2 separate regions of the Mus musculus genome follow, and region 1 is linked to region 2. Evidence: chromatin loops called from intact Hi-C (ENCODE). Cell type or tissue: heart. All regions are shown on one strand. Links, peaks and the distances in the headings refer to the core of each region. The heading gives the core; the rest is flanking DNA. Region 1 has its middle 55 kb from the start of Zfp326. Region 2 holds the start of Gm25672 (a small nuclear RNA gene).

The links. A loop is a pair of places that touch in the nucleus more often than their neighbours do. Peaks named below come from ENCODE experiments on the same cell type or tissue, not always from the same donor. Only the 100,000 strongest peaks of a DNase experiment are listed, where the experiment ranks them.
Region 1: a loop joins it to region 2, with 2.6 times the contacts of the local background. A loop is called at or near these places in 3 of 42 quality-filtered maps.

Annotation. Positions count from the first base shown.
Region 1 is chr5:105,927,305-105,935,644 of GRCm38, reverse strand. No RefSeq gene overlaps it. Among named protein-coding and RNA genes, the nearest start is that of Zfp326, 55 kb to the right of the region's middle. In heart, for the core only: a CTCF peak has its summit at 5,142 (motif pointing left); no DNase peak of the experiment used is centred there.
Region 2 is chr5:106,068,368-106,076,707 of GRCm38, reverse strand. It overlaps Gm25672 (a small nuclear RNA gene), which reads left to right and starts at 4,275; the gene lies at 4,275-4,381. In heart, for the core only: a CTCF peak has its summit at 4,604; no DNase peak of the experiment used is centred there.

The DNA.
Region 1 (8,340 bases), core at 279-8,278, 140 kb after region 2:
ACACGCTTCCTTAACAGTTTCTTGAGCTGTTGAGACCATCCAGTAAGGATTTGTATTTTAACTCAAACTGCACAATGGATCTCCAAATAGAGGGGATTTGGGTGTTCTGATATGTGCAAGTCCATCCATCACGCTATCCCTTGATTTATTCTGATCTTGTTGTCTCCCACATTGCTTAATTCTCAGATCTGTTACATCGTTACATCTCCTTGCTACTCTGAGTAACATCGTTGTAACCCTTTCTTAGCTGGACGCTATTGGCCTGTGGGGTGGTTCTTGTGTTTCATATTGTGGAACTTGTGTGAACTCTAATAGACTGGGATCGATCGCTGCTAGGAATTCTTTATTAACAATTACTCCATCTGTAGACAACAGCTACTCTGTCTCCCTCCCACATACACACACCCTTTACTCATCATTTCTCTTTGTTTTTCTCGTAGTAATACTGACTAGAAATACAGGACAATGTTGGATCACTATTACCTTATGGATTTCTGGTTTGTTTGTTTTTTAAGGAATATTGTCTTTGTTTGAGACTGAGTAAAATAGCCGGGTGTGGTGGCGCAGGCCTTTAATCCCAGCACTTGGGAGGCAGGGGCAGACGGATTTCTGAGTTCGAGGCCAGCCTGCCTGCTCTACAAAGTGAGTTCCAGGACAGCCAGGGCTATACAGAGAAACTCTGTCTTGAAAAAGACTGAGTAAAATAAAATTTCCTTGTCTGGTGTCCCTTACATCATCAGTTTTCGGAGATGTTTCTTGGGATAAATATGATAAGATGCATCGTGATTTCCACATGGAAATTATGAGTAAATTTGTTCTCCTTTATCTCTTCCCACCCCCCTTTTTTGAAATTTATTAAGTTTACATCCCATTCACTGCTCCCCTACCACAACCCTTCCCCCACCCCCATCCCCTTCTGCTCTGAGAGGGTGGAGGCCCCCTTTGGTACCCCCTGGACCCCTCCCGAGGCACATCAAGCCTCTGTAGAACTGGGCACATCCTCTCCCACTGAGGCCAGACGAGGCAACCCAGCTAGAAGACCCTTTAGTCTCTCAATGCAACAGACTATCTCCACTTTCAGACTCTGACGTCATCCCCGCCGCCTTGCACAGATGCAGTTTACTTGGCTATGTGTCGTCCTATATTTAATGTCAGGGGACTTTTGGTTCTATTTCATTTAGTTCTCTCTTCATTGTGTTTAGTCGCAGTCATAAGCAGAGCAGATCTGTAACTCATCCTCTGCCGGACTGTCTCGGGTCAGATTCTGTATCAATGCTGTTAGTCTCAAAGTAATCTTGTCTTATGTGAATTTCTCCTCACTTCCTAGGCTAATGGCCAGTTCTCATTGAGTTTACTTTTAGTTTTGAACAGTTTAAGGTGAAGTTGTTCTTGACTCTGAAAACCTAATGAGAGTCACCTGTAAATCTGCCTCAGTGTAGGGCCTTAATTCTTAAGTGGTTGTCATTATATCATAGTACTTATTGGTCACGTTTTCTATATCTTGTCTTTTTTTTTTTTTCATTTTCCATTTGTTTGTTTTTAGACAGGGCCTCTCTGTTATGTAGCCCTGGCTGTCCTGCAACTCGCTATGCAGACCAGACTGGCCTCAAACTCACAGAGCTCTAGCTCCCAAAAGCTGGAATTAAAAGTGTGTGCTACCTTGCCTGGCCCAAGTTTTCTATTTCTTCTTGAAATAAATCTGACATTTTATACTCTCCTGGAAACTTAGCCTTTTCCTTTTTCAACATTTTGATAAACATTTGTTTATGGTACTCATCTAAAATGAGTTTTTTTCTGAGCTCTGTCTTCTGTCCTTTGAAAATGTTAGCCTCTTGTTCTGTATCCTTGGTACAGTGCCGAGACCACTGTACACTTTATTGAGTTATCATGGGAATAAAATACTAATGGATGGAAGGAGTTTAAAACAATATACAAGCATAATACAAGTGTAACCATAGAAACATGATACAAGCACTGGTTGTTGCTGCTCGAGGTACTAAAAGTTTCCAAGGACCTTTACATTGGCTTATTAGGAGGAATTACATCGTTTATTAATTTTGCCCCTGAGTTTATTTTTAATTTCCTTTCCTGTGGTTATTTTTTCTTAGCATACTCAAGTCATCCTTTCCAAATATGAGTTGAGCTACTAGCTTATTAGACCTTATCTATGTTCTGTAGTTACAAATTTCTCTCTCAGTTTTAATTTTCACCATGGAAACACCACCAGGGTCTTCCTCTGCTGTGTCATTTACAAGTTCTACTCTGCTCTACTTTTCTGGTGATTTTCAGGTAAAAAACAATTTTGTGTTTTTATTACAGTGTAGTCAGAGAACATAGCCTACATGGTGTTGTTTGACCTTTACTAAGTCTTGGTGTTTGGCGTGACATTAAACATGGGGCCCTGCACATGCTAGGCAAATGCTCTGCCATGCTTCACCCCCAGATGTAGATAAATTTTAATCTGACAACATGGCTTCTCTGGCAAAGGACACATCCAAAGGTCTAGGTCTTCGTGATCCAGCTGGAATGAAGATGTGCCACACACCCTTAATCCCTCTGGTGGGGGCACAGATGCACCCTTAGTATACATCTTTAATCCCAAACAATGAAGGTAAAGTTAGTTTGAAGAAGGAAGCCACCATGTTTGAAAGTGATGTCTAACTGAGTAGCAGACAAAGTGATGAATCAGAGAAAGATTTGACAGAATGAGTCAGAGGTAGGATGCGCCTGACTCTCACAAGGAGAGACAGGAAAGGGGGGCTTAAGAGCAGCTCAGGGAGGGTCAGGGAATTGAGAGTCAGTGTAGTGAGTGCAGTGCAGTCAGTCAGTGAGTGCAGTCAGTGAGTGCAGTGGAGGCAGCGCACTGCAGTGAGGGCAGTGAATGCATGCAGTGCAGTCAGTGCATGCAGTACAGTCAGTGCAGTGAGTGCAGTGTGGTGAGTGCAGTCAGTGCAGTGAGTGTAGTGAGTGCAGTCAGTATAGTGAGTGTATGCAGTGCAGTGAGTGCAGTGAGCACAGTGCAGTGAGCTCATACATGCAGTGAGTGCAGTGTGGTGCAGTGTGGTGAGTGCAGTGTATATAGTGAGTGCAGTCAGTGTAGTGCAGTGCAGTGCAGTCAGTGCAGTGAGTTCATGCATGCAGTGGGTGCAGTGCAGGGATTGCATGCAGTGCAGTCAGTGCATGCAGTGCAGGCAGTACAGTCAGTGCATGCAGCACAGTGAGTTCATGCATGCAGTGAGTGCAGTGCAGTGGAGCTGAGTTCAGTCATGAGTTCATGCAGTTCCGTGCAGGGCAGCAGGGGCAGCTGAAGTCAGAGAATGAGAAAGAACCAGAAAATTAGGACAAATTGCCAGAGTTATTTGAGGCCAAGCAGAGCAATTCAGTGAGAAGCTGAGAGAAACCAGTTTGAATCAGTCAGCTTGGAGAGGAGTTTGAGCCAGAACAGTTGAGTTGAACCAGCCCAGCCAGAGTTTAGAAAGAACTAGAAAGGGTGAGCATATTCAGCAGTAAGTCTTTAAGACAATAATTACATAAGGTGAATAAAAGATACTTTTACGCCCAGACTCTCGTGAAGCTTGTGATGTCTGTCCTCACTAAAGAAGGGTTTGTGCTCTCTGCTGAGGATCCGGGTACCCTGGTGACATATTCACACATATGTGTTAGTTTGAGACTGTTGCTTTCATTTATCTATTTGCTTTGCTTAGTTCTCAGAAGATATACATTACTATCTCGTTACTTTGTTGGTTTGATTTGGGTTTTTTGTTGTTGTTGTTGTTTTTGTTGTTGTTGTTTTTGTTGTTTGTTTTTTTTTTTGAGGCAGGGTCTCACTATGTAGCACTCACTGACTGAAACGTGCTATGTAGACTAGGCTGGCCTTAAATTCAGAGACCTTCCTGTGTCTGCCGCTTCAGTGCTGGGATTTAAGGCATACACCGCCATGCCTGGCCCTCATTGCTATTTTTTTGTTTTGGTTTGGTTTTTTGGTTTTTCGAGACAGGGTTTCTCTGTATAGTCCTGGCTGTCCTGGAACTCACTTTGTAGACCAGGCTGGCCTCGAACTCAGAAATCTGCCTGCCTCTGCCTCCTGAGTGCTGGGATTAAAGGTGTGTGCCACCACCACCTGGCTTCATTGCTATTTTTAACATAATATCTATTCTCTTCATTCTATCTTCTGTTTAAAGATTTATTTTTGCCGGGTGTGGTGGCGCACGCCTTTAATCCCAGCACTCGGGAGGCAGAGGCAGGCGAATTTCTGAGTTTGAGGCCAGCCTGGTCTACAAAGTGAGTTCCAGGACAGCCAGGGCTATACAGAGAAACCCTGTCTCGAAAAACCAAAAAAAAAATTTAAAAGTAACAAAAAAGATTTATTTTAAATTATTCATATGTGTGTGTGTGTGTGTGTGTGTGTGTGTGTGTGTGTGTGTACCTGAAAATGCTGGTGCCCCTGGAGTCTAGAGGAGGATGCCAGATCCCTTAGAACCAGAGTTACATGCAGTTGTGAGCTGCCATGTGGGCACTGGGACTGAACTGGGTCTCCTATAAGAGCAGTACATGCTCCTAGCCAGACTCATCCTCTCCAGCCTCAATTGTGCATATGTGTTTATTGTGTACACCCAAGTGCAGGTGCCCAGCAAAGCTAGAGGCGTTAGGTCTCCTGGAGCTGGTGTTACATGGGGCTGTGAGCTTCCAGGTGTCGGTGCTGGGATTCAAACTTGGTCCTCTGCAGTAACAGTACACTATAAACTGCTGAGGCGCCTCTCAAGCCACACAAGAATTTCTTGTCTAGACTTAAATTTCACCGATTATCTCAGTCTGGTACTCAATTATTAAATTCTTAATTTTACATTTTTAATTTTCTGTGTTTGCAGCAAGTTCTACTTAGCTTTTCTGCACCACTTGTGGCTCCAACACACTCCAGGGCCCTTTGGGTGTGCACTTATCTCTTCATTGTATCATTCCGTTCCCTCTGGTGTACACTGTTGACTTTATGGAAGAGTAATCTTTCTGTTCTCTAGTGTTTTCTTCCCATAGGAAATCTGCCCCTGGAGAATGCTCTGTTCCATGGAGAGAGAAACAAAAGCCTAGACCCTCATTTCTTCCCCTTAGTTTAGGGACCTTAAGTGGGGAAGCTGCCACCTAGTGGACAGTGTTTAGCATTACAGTCCAGAGCTGACCACTTCCCACTGGCGTTTCGTGCATCAGGTAAGGTCGCCTCAGTACAACCCACACCCTTTAGTATCAGAAGCTATTGTGGTGTGGGGTGGTATGAAGACATCTGGTGTTTATCTGCTCCTGCCTCCTCCCCAGCTGTCTCAGGTACAACCTATGGTCACTTCCTGGGATCATAAGTACAATCTGAGGTCACTTCCCCTGTCTCAGATACAACCTGCGGTCACTCCCGTCTCAGGTACAACCTGAGGTCACTCCCCTGTCTCAGGTACAACCTATGGTTCCTCCCCTGTCTCAGGTACAACCTGAGATCACTCTCCTGTCTCAGGTACAACCTGAGGTCACTCCCCTGTCTCAGTTACAACCTATGGTCACTCCCCTGTCTCAGGTACAACCTGAGATCACTCCCCTGTTTCAGGTACAACCTGAGATCACTCCCCTGTCTCAGGTACAACCTGAAGTCACTCCCCTGTCTCAGGTACAACCTGAAGTCACTCCCCTGTCTCAGGTACAACCTATGGTCACTCCCCTGTCTCAGGTGCAACCTGAGGTCACTCCCCTGTCTCAGGTACAACCTGAGGTCACTCCCCTGTCTCAGGTACAACCTGAGATCACTCCCCTGTCTCAGGTACAACCTGAGGTCACTCCCCTGTCTCAGGTACAACCTATGGTCACTCCCCTGTCTCAGGTACAACCTGAGGTCACTCCCCTGTCTCAGGTACAATCTGAGGTCACTCCCCTGTCTCAGGTACAACCTATGGTCACTCCCCTGTCTCAGGTACAACCTGAGGTCACTCCCCTGTCTCAGGTACAACCTATGGTCACTCCCCTGTCTCAGGTACAACCTGAGGTCACTCCCCTGTCTCAGGTACAACCTATGGTCACTCCCCTGTCCCAGGTACAACCTATGGTCACTCCCCTGTCTCAGGTACAACCTGAGGTCACTCCCCTGTCTCAGGTACAATCTGAGGTCACTCCCCTGTCTCAGGTACAACCTATGGTCACTCCCCTGTCTCAGGTACAACCTGAGGTCACTCCCCTGTCTCAGGTACAACCTATGGTCACTCCCCTGTCTCAGGTACAACCTGAGGTCACTCCCCTGTCTCAGGTGCAACCTGAGGTCACTCCCCTGTCTCAGGTACAATCTGAGGTCACTCTCCCTGTCTCAGGCACAACCTGAGGTCACTTCCCTGGTCCCACCAATTAGGACTCTGCTACAACCATTCTTTGATGTCAGACAGTACCAGTCAAATGCTGCTCAGGGCAGTGAGGTGCAAAAGGACAGTTGCAGAATTAATAAGGTTTGTCCGCTGCTCTGTGAACTGTACACAGACCTCTCTTGCTCTGGCCACCACTGCTTCCCCTCAGGGGCTCATCAACAGCCCTTTCTCTGGGATTTGCCACAATCTTTCTAGCCTTTCCTTAGACTCAGTATTCTTCCTCCTTGCCCCACAGCCCAGAGGACACACGGTGCATTCTAAGCAGGTGCTCCACCACTCAGCTCACAGGAACCTTGTTCAGGAATCTCTCACAGCTTCCATGTTGAGTGCAAGCAGGCTTGGGGCACTTCGGGAATGCTTCCGCTTGGTTATAAAATATAATCTTCTAAGAGGGAACAGGCAGGCATGTTCAGACACACCCCTGAGGTGCGGAGTGGCTTCCCTCCAAAGCAGTTCAGGATTAAGCACTATAGCCAAGACAATAGTCTCGGTATTCAAAGGAGCTATGGGGTCGATTCTCAAGTGTCCAAGAGATGTAGATGAGAAAATTGAGAACCATGTGTGCACAGCATCTCCTATCAGAATTCCTAGTTGTTTGTTTGTTTGTTTGTTTGTTTGTTTGTTTTTCGAGACAGGGTTTCTCTGTATAGCCCTGGCTGTCTTGGAACTCACTCTGTAGACCAGGCTGGCCTCGAACTCAGCGCCACCACCGCCCTAGTTTTGAGATCTAACCGCACCGTTTGATTTCAGTACTTTACCTACTTAAGCTCCCCACAGAGTCCAGCAGGTTTTTCTTTTCTTTTTGCCGCTGGTCGGTGCTGCCTTCATTCTAGAGCAACTATCCACAATTGAGATACACCCTCCTGGTGCTGTTGTGAGATTCAGATGAGTTATGAATAAACCCTGGGAGGTCTCAGTCATCACACATGTAAAGGTCCGAATGACAGCTAGAAGAACCCTAAACAAGAATCCAAACCTGAGCTTTTACGCTGGGCTCTGGAGAGCCTTCTTTAGTAATTTGCTTCGCTCCTCTGAGATGGCCCAGCACCGTAGGCCTGGAAGCTCCCTTCCTCCTGACGACTGTCCGATTCAAGCTGCAACACCATCTTGACTCTGCACCCAAGGGAAAGGAGAGCAGGAACACACTGACAGGAAAAGGTCTTTGCTCCATCAACACTTGCCAGATGAGTTTGCCAGGAGAAACACAAACATGTTCTGGCAGACTAACCAGGCAAAGTGCGTGTTTGGGTTTGGTTACAATGAGCACCCCCCCAAAAGGCTCATTGTTAGGGGCTAACACCCAGGTGGTGGCAATGTTGTGGAAGATGCTGAAAACCTCAGGGAGGTCTAGTGGGTAAAGCCACAGAGTGCATGTGGCATGTCCTTGGGGTACCTTTTCTGTCACCCCACTGTGCTCCTCAGCCACCACGATGCAAGTCATTGTTGTCTCTGCCGTGATGAACTGAATCTTCTGAAACCAAGACAGCAAAGTAAACCTGTACACATACACACACAGTCACACATAGTCACTCTCACACACACATACACACATGACTCACATACACATTCACTCACACACACACACATGCATACACATGTCCTTTCACATATACATGTGTATATTTGCATATATGCACACATACATTCATTCATGCACACAACCACACATACCCTGCACATACACACATACAGTCATGTACACTCACATAACTCACACTAACTCACACATCCACACATGCACACTCACATATGCACACACCCTGCACGCACTCACATACATGCACACAGTTGAAAAACAAGAACGAAAGCTGAACCATGCACTTGGATTGGACTGTGTGAAGTGCCAGGCCTGAGCTGTCACAGAAGCGTGAACCCTGGCAAGGCCTATTCAGTAGGAATAGGAAATATCCAGTAGGAAAAGGAAAGGGTACCTACTGAAGGCAAGAATAAA
Region 2 (8,340 bases), core at 139-8,138:
CACATACAGCCTGCACTTGGTATTGCTCTTAGGGACAACCCCAGAGGAAGGTGGTAAGGGGGTGCAGGAGAACTCCTTACATTACCCTGCTCTTTAGGATTACAAATCATTATAGTCTTACAGACTTAAAAGATGTTAAAATGGTGAGAAAAAAAATGTCAGCAATTCAAAGCACTTGGAGCTCTTGCATAGGACCTGGTTGGATGACCAGCACCCACGTGGTAGCTCAAAACCATCTTTAATTTCAGTTTCAGAGCATCTTCTAGCTTCTTCTGACCTCCATGGGCACCAGTCACATATGTGATATATGTACATACAAGTATGCAAATACTTATAGACAAAACATGTTTAAAATATATCTTTAAGTAATAGTAAAGGAATATTGGGAAAGTCTCGTGTCTCTAAATCTGGTGTTAGATGGAAAATGAGCACATGCTTGAAAGATACAACCGAGGACGAAGCCAGTACAAACAGGCTGCATGGCTGAGACTACACCTCTAACACAGCAAACAGCTCTGGGTGGTTTTCTTAGATACTTCTGAAAATATTTGAAAAATACAAATCTCTCAGAAAAAAATAGAAAATGAAAGAATACTTCGCTTGTTTTATAGATTCATATTAACCATGATCTTAAAAAATGACTGCTATTACCAGAAAAGAAAATTAATGACCATAATTCTAAGAAAATATTAGTAAATGGAAGCCAGCAATCTTCGGAAATACCACATAATGAAGGGGTTTATCATGAAAGTTGGCTTAACATTCAAAACACCATCAACTTAATTCACCCCATTAGGAGAAAAAAAGAAGAGAAGCCAAGTGATCGCCAGGAGGTACAAAGAAATAATTGGACATAATTCAACCTCATTCATGATCAAGACTCAGGAAAGAAGTAACAGAAGAGGGTTCTTCAGTTTAATAGAAGGCAGCCATGAAAAATACACAGCAATTTAAAGGAAAAGTGAATATTTTCCTCCCTAGACCAAGACGATTGTCTGCTCCCACAAACGCTGTTCCTCACTGCACAAGCAGGAGCAGAAAGCAAACAAAGATGTCAAAGCCAGACAGCAGATGTGAGTCAAGACAGCATTAATACAAAGGTAGAGTCATAGAAGCCGCATACAAAGCATAAACTCCAAGGAGAGGTTCAGGCATTAACCATCTACAAAGACAACATTCAAATACATAGCAGATGAAAGTTGATTTAAAAAGCTCTGCTAAGAATTGTATTCAAACGTTACAACTGAATTACCAATGTAAGAAACATCTGCATCTGAAAATTACCAAATATTGAGAGAAATTAAAGTTGTGGGGGAAAGATGCACTACGTTCAAGACTAAAAGTTTTAATGTTGTTAAGATATTATAGGCTGAGTTTTGTGTTCCCAAAACTAGTGTCCACTGCTTCTGAATTGCACTGCATCTGAAAATAGGGCCTTAAAATGGAGAAAAGCAAGTCATAAGGGTAGACTACGATGTAATGTGACCAGTGTCTTTTTAAAAACATCCTAGGACAGGAAGAGAGTCTACAGACTGAGACACTGGGAGACACAGCCAGACAGAAGCCATCTCAGAGGGGCCTCAGAAGACAGCAAGACCGCTAACACCTTGACCTTGGACTTCCAGGCTCCAAGGATGTGGGGTGAATTCCTTCTGAGGCTGTTTTGATATGGGAGCACTGTCAGCTAATACAGATTTCAATTCTCTCCAAACTAATTCATCTATAAATATAGTTATGATAATAAAAATCAATCAAGGATTTGGTAGAAATTCATCATAAAATGTTTATACCAAGATAAGAAATTAAACATTCCCTCAAATAAACAACCTACTAGATTTGTAGAGTTATCATCATCACCATCATCATCTAGCCACTGAGGTATAGAGAAAACAAATAGATGAAATTAACCTAATAGAAAATACACAACTGCACCTGCACACACAGACACACACACACACATATAAATGTCTTACATACATTATATATATACACATATGTTACATATTATATATACACATACATACACACATATATAAATGTATTACATATATATATACATACATATATACATGTAGTGTACATTATACATATATACATATTAAATATATGTGTATATATATATATAAAATCAGTTAATTATATGAACATACTCAGAAATTTATGTGGAAATATCATCTTAATAAATTATCTAGGAACACATAGATGTTCATATTTTTTAAATATTCAACTCCTACCTTACACCATATACAAAACCAGTTTAAGAGGTATTTATTATAGACACAACTACAAAAATTAAGGCTCCAAGGCTTCTGGAAGAAAATGTTTTCTTAAATTTAGGTGAATAGCAATTTCTTAGGTGAGACATTAATAAGAATTCACCAGAAAATTGCATGGGGATGAGGTTGTATATCTACATTTTCATGTGGGTGTACATTCCCAATACCTCCCACTCCATGGATGGCTCCAGACCTAGCATTTGGTCACTATAGTGATGGCCTTTGTCCTCCAGGCCCCTAACAGTAGTCATTGCTGACCCTATCCAAGCTAGCTCTGCATAAGGATCTACCTGGCAGGAAGTCTCCCTCTTCCTTCTGCCTTCCCCACCTTATTGAGTCGAGTCAGCCTCAACTCCTGCCTTTCTGCCCAGCCACTTTATTTTTAATAGTATTCGTCCATGTCTGCTCATGGATATTGTCCCTCTTAGAAAGACCCTGGCTCTATGGCTTACTGGTGACTTCCACCTTGGCAACAAGCTCTAGGACTGGGAAGAGACTCAAGACTAGACTTTGACTAGTGCAGAAGTGCAAGATGTCGGTTAAAACCATGTCCTGTTTGTGGCAGGGCACGTGGTTGAACCGTACCAGCCTGCACTTGGGTCTGGGCTCCGAGACCCAAGTCACATGCCAACTACAGTCTGAAAGAAGCTGTCTGGTTCGAGTCCACTCTGGGTAAGACCCCTTGTCCTAATTTGCCCTGATTCTGCCCTATACATACACAAAAGAGACCTGAGTTAAGATGGAGCCACGCAGGACCCAGACTGACAGAAAGAAGCTGGACTCTTTTTGTGTAGGTACGTTGGTGGGAACCTTTACAGCACACCTTAAACTACCGTCCTCCTCCCGTAGCATTTCTATAAAATTTAAGTGAAAGGAAAGACCAAGTTTCACAGATACAGACAGATGAGAAGATGATTTTCTGGATGCATCTCCATTCATGTCCCGTATCCGCGTGTTGTTCCTGTACTCCCTAAATGCAAACAGCCTGGGCCTGTTTCTCTTGAACATGGTTCCTTTCCCTCTGATGTCGTCTCCGCTGAAACCCGAGAAGCTGACATAATTGTACAATTCCTACCCAGCAGAAGCTGAACTTTGAAGAGTAACTGGAGATCTGAGCAGATTTAAAGGCACGACAAGAGTTTGTACTTGACAGCGTCAGCATCCCTCCTTTCCTGAATAACAATGTAACCAATTCATTGCTCTCTCTTTTCTGCTGTTTCAATGTTGAATCTAAGTGTCAGCCTGACCTTCCTGATTATCCGGCAAGAACTCAATTAATTTGTATCCAGGCTCACTTAATTGTTTTTAATTCGCATTTGACCTTGTGTTTGGTTCTTGGCCTCTGGTTCCACTTTTGCATGGAAGTCTTCATCTCAGAAGAGGCACATCTCACCTCCTGATTCTGGGGTGGGAATTTTCTCTAGCTCAGAGCTGGTGGATTCCTTTGACTAGATCTCAGTGGTAGGTTCCGGTAAACTAATTTCTCAAAGACAAGTTAAAAAATTTAGAAAGCCTGGTAGGTTCTTTTGTGTTATTTTACCTCATGAAGGAAGCCTTGTGTTTTGATAGGAAGAAACCTGGCTGGAGCAAAGCTCCACAGGTACAGGAACTTGCTATTAAAGAGGACCTAAGTTCTGCTTCCAGAACCCAAAGGACTCTTCACTATCCCGACAGTCCTGGTGTGTGTGTGTGTGTGTGTGTGTGTGTGTGTGTGTGTGTGTGTATGACAGAGAAAGAACCCTGGCTACAATGTGATGCACAAACTCGGCTTTAAGTGAACACTTGCTCAGTGAGTAACTATCCTTCATTCTCCCCACAGGGAGCTTGTGAACCCCATGGTCTTGTAGGGCCTTGCCCTCCTAGTTTGTAATGTCACCAGGCTGGAAAACACAAGTTCTTGAGGCTCTGACAGAGGCTGATTAAGTTCCCATCTCCCTTTTGCAGTTTTTCCAAATGTTCCCCAGGCAAAGCTAAGGCAGATCTAAAGACTGCTGCCCTGTGCTCGCTTCGGCAGCACATATACTAAAATTGGAATGATACAGAGAAGATTAGCATGGCCCCTGCGCAAGGATGACACACAAATTCGTGAAGTGTTCCATATTTTTTTTGCCGGGTGTGCTGGCGCATGCCTTTAATCCCAGCACTTGGGAGGCAGAGGCAGGAGGATTTCTGAGTTCAAGGCCAGCCTGGTCTACAAAGTGAGTTCCAGGCCAGCCAGGGCTATACAGAGAAACCCTGTCTCGAAAAGCCAAAAAAAAAAAAAAAAAAAAAAAACAGACTCCTGTCCTGAGGTTCTAATGGCCTCCAGGGGTGCTGTGTGGTTCCAGAGCTAAGGAAGAAGGAAAGGAAACCGGCCTTATGGGCTAGTCCTTGTGCAACTTCAGCATCTCTCTTTCTCATCCTGGCTTCCTTCTCATCCCCTAGCACTGTAAAGTATCCAGTCAAATGATATATGTGGCAGACAAAGAGGCCAAAGAATGTATACTAGCCCTAACTGCATAGCACTCAGGATCCTGACCACTAGCTAGAACCCTAGATGCTACACAGTAAACAGCTCTCTGAAGGCAAAGCTGCACTGTCCTGTTCTCTGCCCAAGCATCCCATAATATTAAGTTTTGGTGGATGGCGCTGAAGACCAGACAACTTGCTCTGGGGGTTTTCTCAAGGATCTCAAGAAACTGGGAGGATCAACCAATTTAGTCAATGTTGTGAAATATATCTACCCTTGAACTCTTATTTTTACCTGGTTTTTTTTTAACCTTTGTACAATTTCTAGAAGAAAACACACCTTTATGACCACAGGTTTAGAACCTACCTGTTGGAGTCTGGTGGGCTGGTTAATGGTCACACAATGGGAGACAGTGAGCATCTCCAAAATACAACAGAGGTCAATAGGGAGAGGGAGGACACAGTGAGCCTCTTTCCAAGGTCCTACAGTCTGCCCTGCTAAAACTCAGGTCCTCAAACAACAGACACAAATTCCTGGTAAGGGGCTTGTAGAGAGGAGGATGAGATGGCAGACACAGAGATGTGAAGGGTGGGGGTGGGAGTGAAGCATGGTATGTGTCTTAGTCAGGGTTTCTATTCTTGCACAAACATCATGACCAAGAAGCAGTCGGGGAGGAAAGGATTTATTCAGCTTACACTTCCATATTGCTGTTCATCACCAAGGAAGTCAAGACTGGAACTCAAGCAGGTCAGGAAGCGGGAGCTGATGCAGAGGCCATGGAGGGATGTTCTTTACTGGCTTTCTTCCCCTGTCTTGCTCAGCCTGCTCTCTTGTAGAACCAAGACTACCAACCCAGAGATGTTCCCACCCACAAGGGGACCTCCTGCTCTGGTCACTAATTGAGAAAATGCCTTCCAGCTGGATCTCGTGGAGGCATTTCCTCAACTGAAGCTCCTTTCTCTGTGATAACTCCAGCTGTGTCAAGTTGACACAAAACTAGCCAGTATAGTATGGATGTATGAAATTTTCAAAAAAAAAAAAAAAAAAAACTTAATCAAAAGTTTGGTTTTTTTTTTTTTTTAGAAGCATGTAGAGTAAGTAGACAACATCTTGGTTTGTCATGTTCTAATCAGATAAGAGCAATATGTCCCATAGAATTGGTTAGGGAATGAAACTCACCTTTAAGGTCTAATTTGTTTTCCAGAAACTTTATCTCTTCAGCAAGCTGTAAAGGCACTTTTTAGAGACATATCTGCAGGCTATTTAGACATTTTTCCTCCTCTGAGTAAAGCCATTGATGCTATCATGGGTATCACTGCCACATACAAAGATATGAAAAGGTCTGAGTAGACACTACAATATGTCTGTTGGTTCTGTACTTTGCAAATATGATCCCATTCAGCCTTTAAAGTTCTAAGCTATTCACAGGCATTTTTGTGGATAGTATCGTTACAACAGAAAGGGGACTTCTAAAAGTTAGCCACAAGCATATCGTTTCTCTAAGTTCACAAGAGTTGATCGGGGTCGAGTTATCAAGAGAAAAAGAATAGAAATAAACAGGTACCTAATCTAAGAGCTTCCAAATACTCAGGCAAAGCGGAGGGAAATGAAGACAGACAGATCTATGATGGTAGCACAGCAACTTCAAACATCTGTCCCCACAGCTGGAGAAATAAACAGAAACTCACTTAGGTTAACGATTTCATAGAGTTAACTCTCTCTTCCCTCCATTCTGCTTTGATGGACGTGGCTCCATTTTGCTACTCTTGAGTTTGCCAACGTAGTCAACACACTGCACACTGCGCACTGCACACTGCAGTCACAGCGTAACACCGCTTCTACTGATTCAGTGGAGAAGCCCCAGACATGAATAAGAGACCCAAGGCTGCAGGGTAACTATAGAGGACTGGACTCTTTCTACTCACTAATGAGCAAACATCCTCGATTGCCTGCCTCAATCCTTCCAGTACACAGAGACAGACCTGCAGATTGTGTCCTGTCTTCATGGTCAATGTCCAAATGAACTTCAACTGAATAAGTCCTTCCAAAACAAAATGTACCACTGGATGTTGACAGGGCTCTTGCCACTGGCTTGAAGAGTCACACGCGCTAAGCAAGGAACCTTCACAGTTAGAATCTATGAGAAGCACCCACATTCCAGAACATATACCCATCCTTTTTCTAGACACAATGTTTCAATTATTTCCATATACTAGGATGAATATGCCAACATCAAGTAAATTAAAACTATTATCCATGTAAATTAAGGAAACTGGTCAACTGGCAGAATTTACCATCTCAGAAGTTCTTCCAAGGAAGGAGTGCACCACCTTACTACCATGCATACCACCTTCCATACTAGCAATCAAAACTTCAGTCTTACTCAGCTGCCTTGCTGCTCTGAGCTGTTTTGCAAACCACGTTCCCATTCCGCACTCACTCAGTCATGAGCCATGAAGTAAGACTACCAGTGGCTGACCATCCTGCTGCCAGTTGCCTCGGATGCAAGGGAGTATAGCCTGTTCTTGAGTTCATTTTTCTCTTGGCTCCTAGCCACCCCTCAGAAGGGATGAGGCTTCTGGGTTGCAATGTGTGGAGGTGGGGTAAGACAAATTTTAACATCTGTTTAACTATACTGATTATCAATATACTGATTATCAGTTATTAGTAGTGTAGAATCAGAGCATGTAGGCTTCGGAAGTGACAGCCTTTCGGGCAAGCCACAGGGTAGATTAATTTTCAAATTGCATCAAAAGCCTTTTGCTCTTGGAATCATGAGGGAGACATCAACTTCGGTCAAGCAAGAACTTGAGTTATCTGTCTGTCGATCTAAAAGAACATTCAGTGAAATGAAGTTCTTTTGGTGTGCCAGAGGTAGTAAACACTGCCGTGCATGGGTGTGTACACACTTTACCCAGTTCACCATTACCTTGCTTGCTTTTCTGGCAGAGTCCACACTTTTCTGGACCTAAGGCTGAAATCAGAGAGTCGTTAGCTGCATAATCATGTCTGACCTGACCCATTCATTTCTTCATCCAGTCTTGAAAACCCCTATCCCATCCCCCCTCCCCCTGCCTCTATGAGGGCACTCCCTTACCCATCCACTCCCATCCTCCCACCCTGGCATCCCCCTACACTGGGGCATCGAAAACCCTCAGGCCCAAGGGCCTCTCCTCCCACTGATGTCCAACAAGGCCATCCTCTGCCACATATGTGACCAGAGCCATGGGTCGTTCCACATGTATCCTTTGGCTGGTGGTCCAGTCCCTGGGAGGGACCAGGTACTTCTGACCACTGCAGACACTTTCATGCACGCACACACACAGACACACACACACAGACACATACTTTTACATACAAACTCACACACACACATATATATACACACTCATATATACACACATACATAAAAATGTACACACACTCATACACACACATACAAACACACACATACTTAAAATAATAATAAATAAATCTTTAAATATAGGTAACTTCAAAACTTATTATACTGGCAGTGAGATCATAGACATAAATTATACTCTCTGATTCTGAGCTAATTTGCTATAAACTAAGGAAGTAAGGTTAATGGAAGAATTAGCTGTGGCAGTTCAGGAT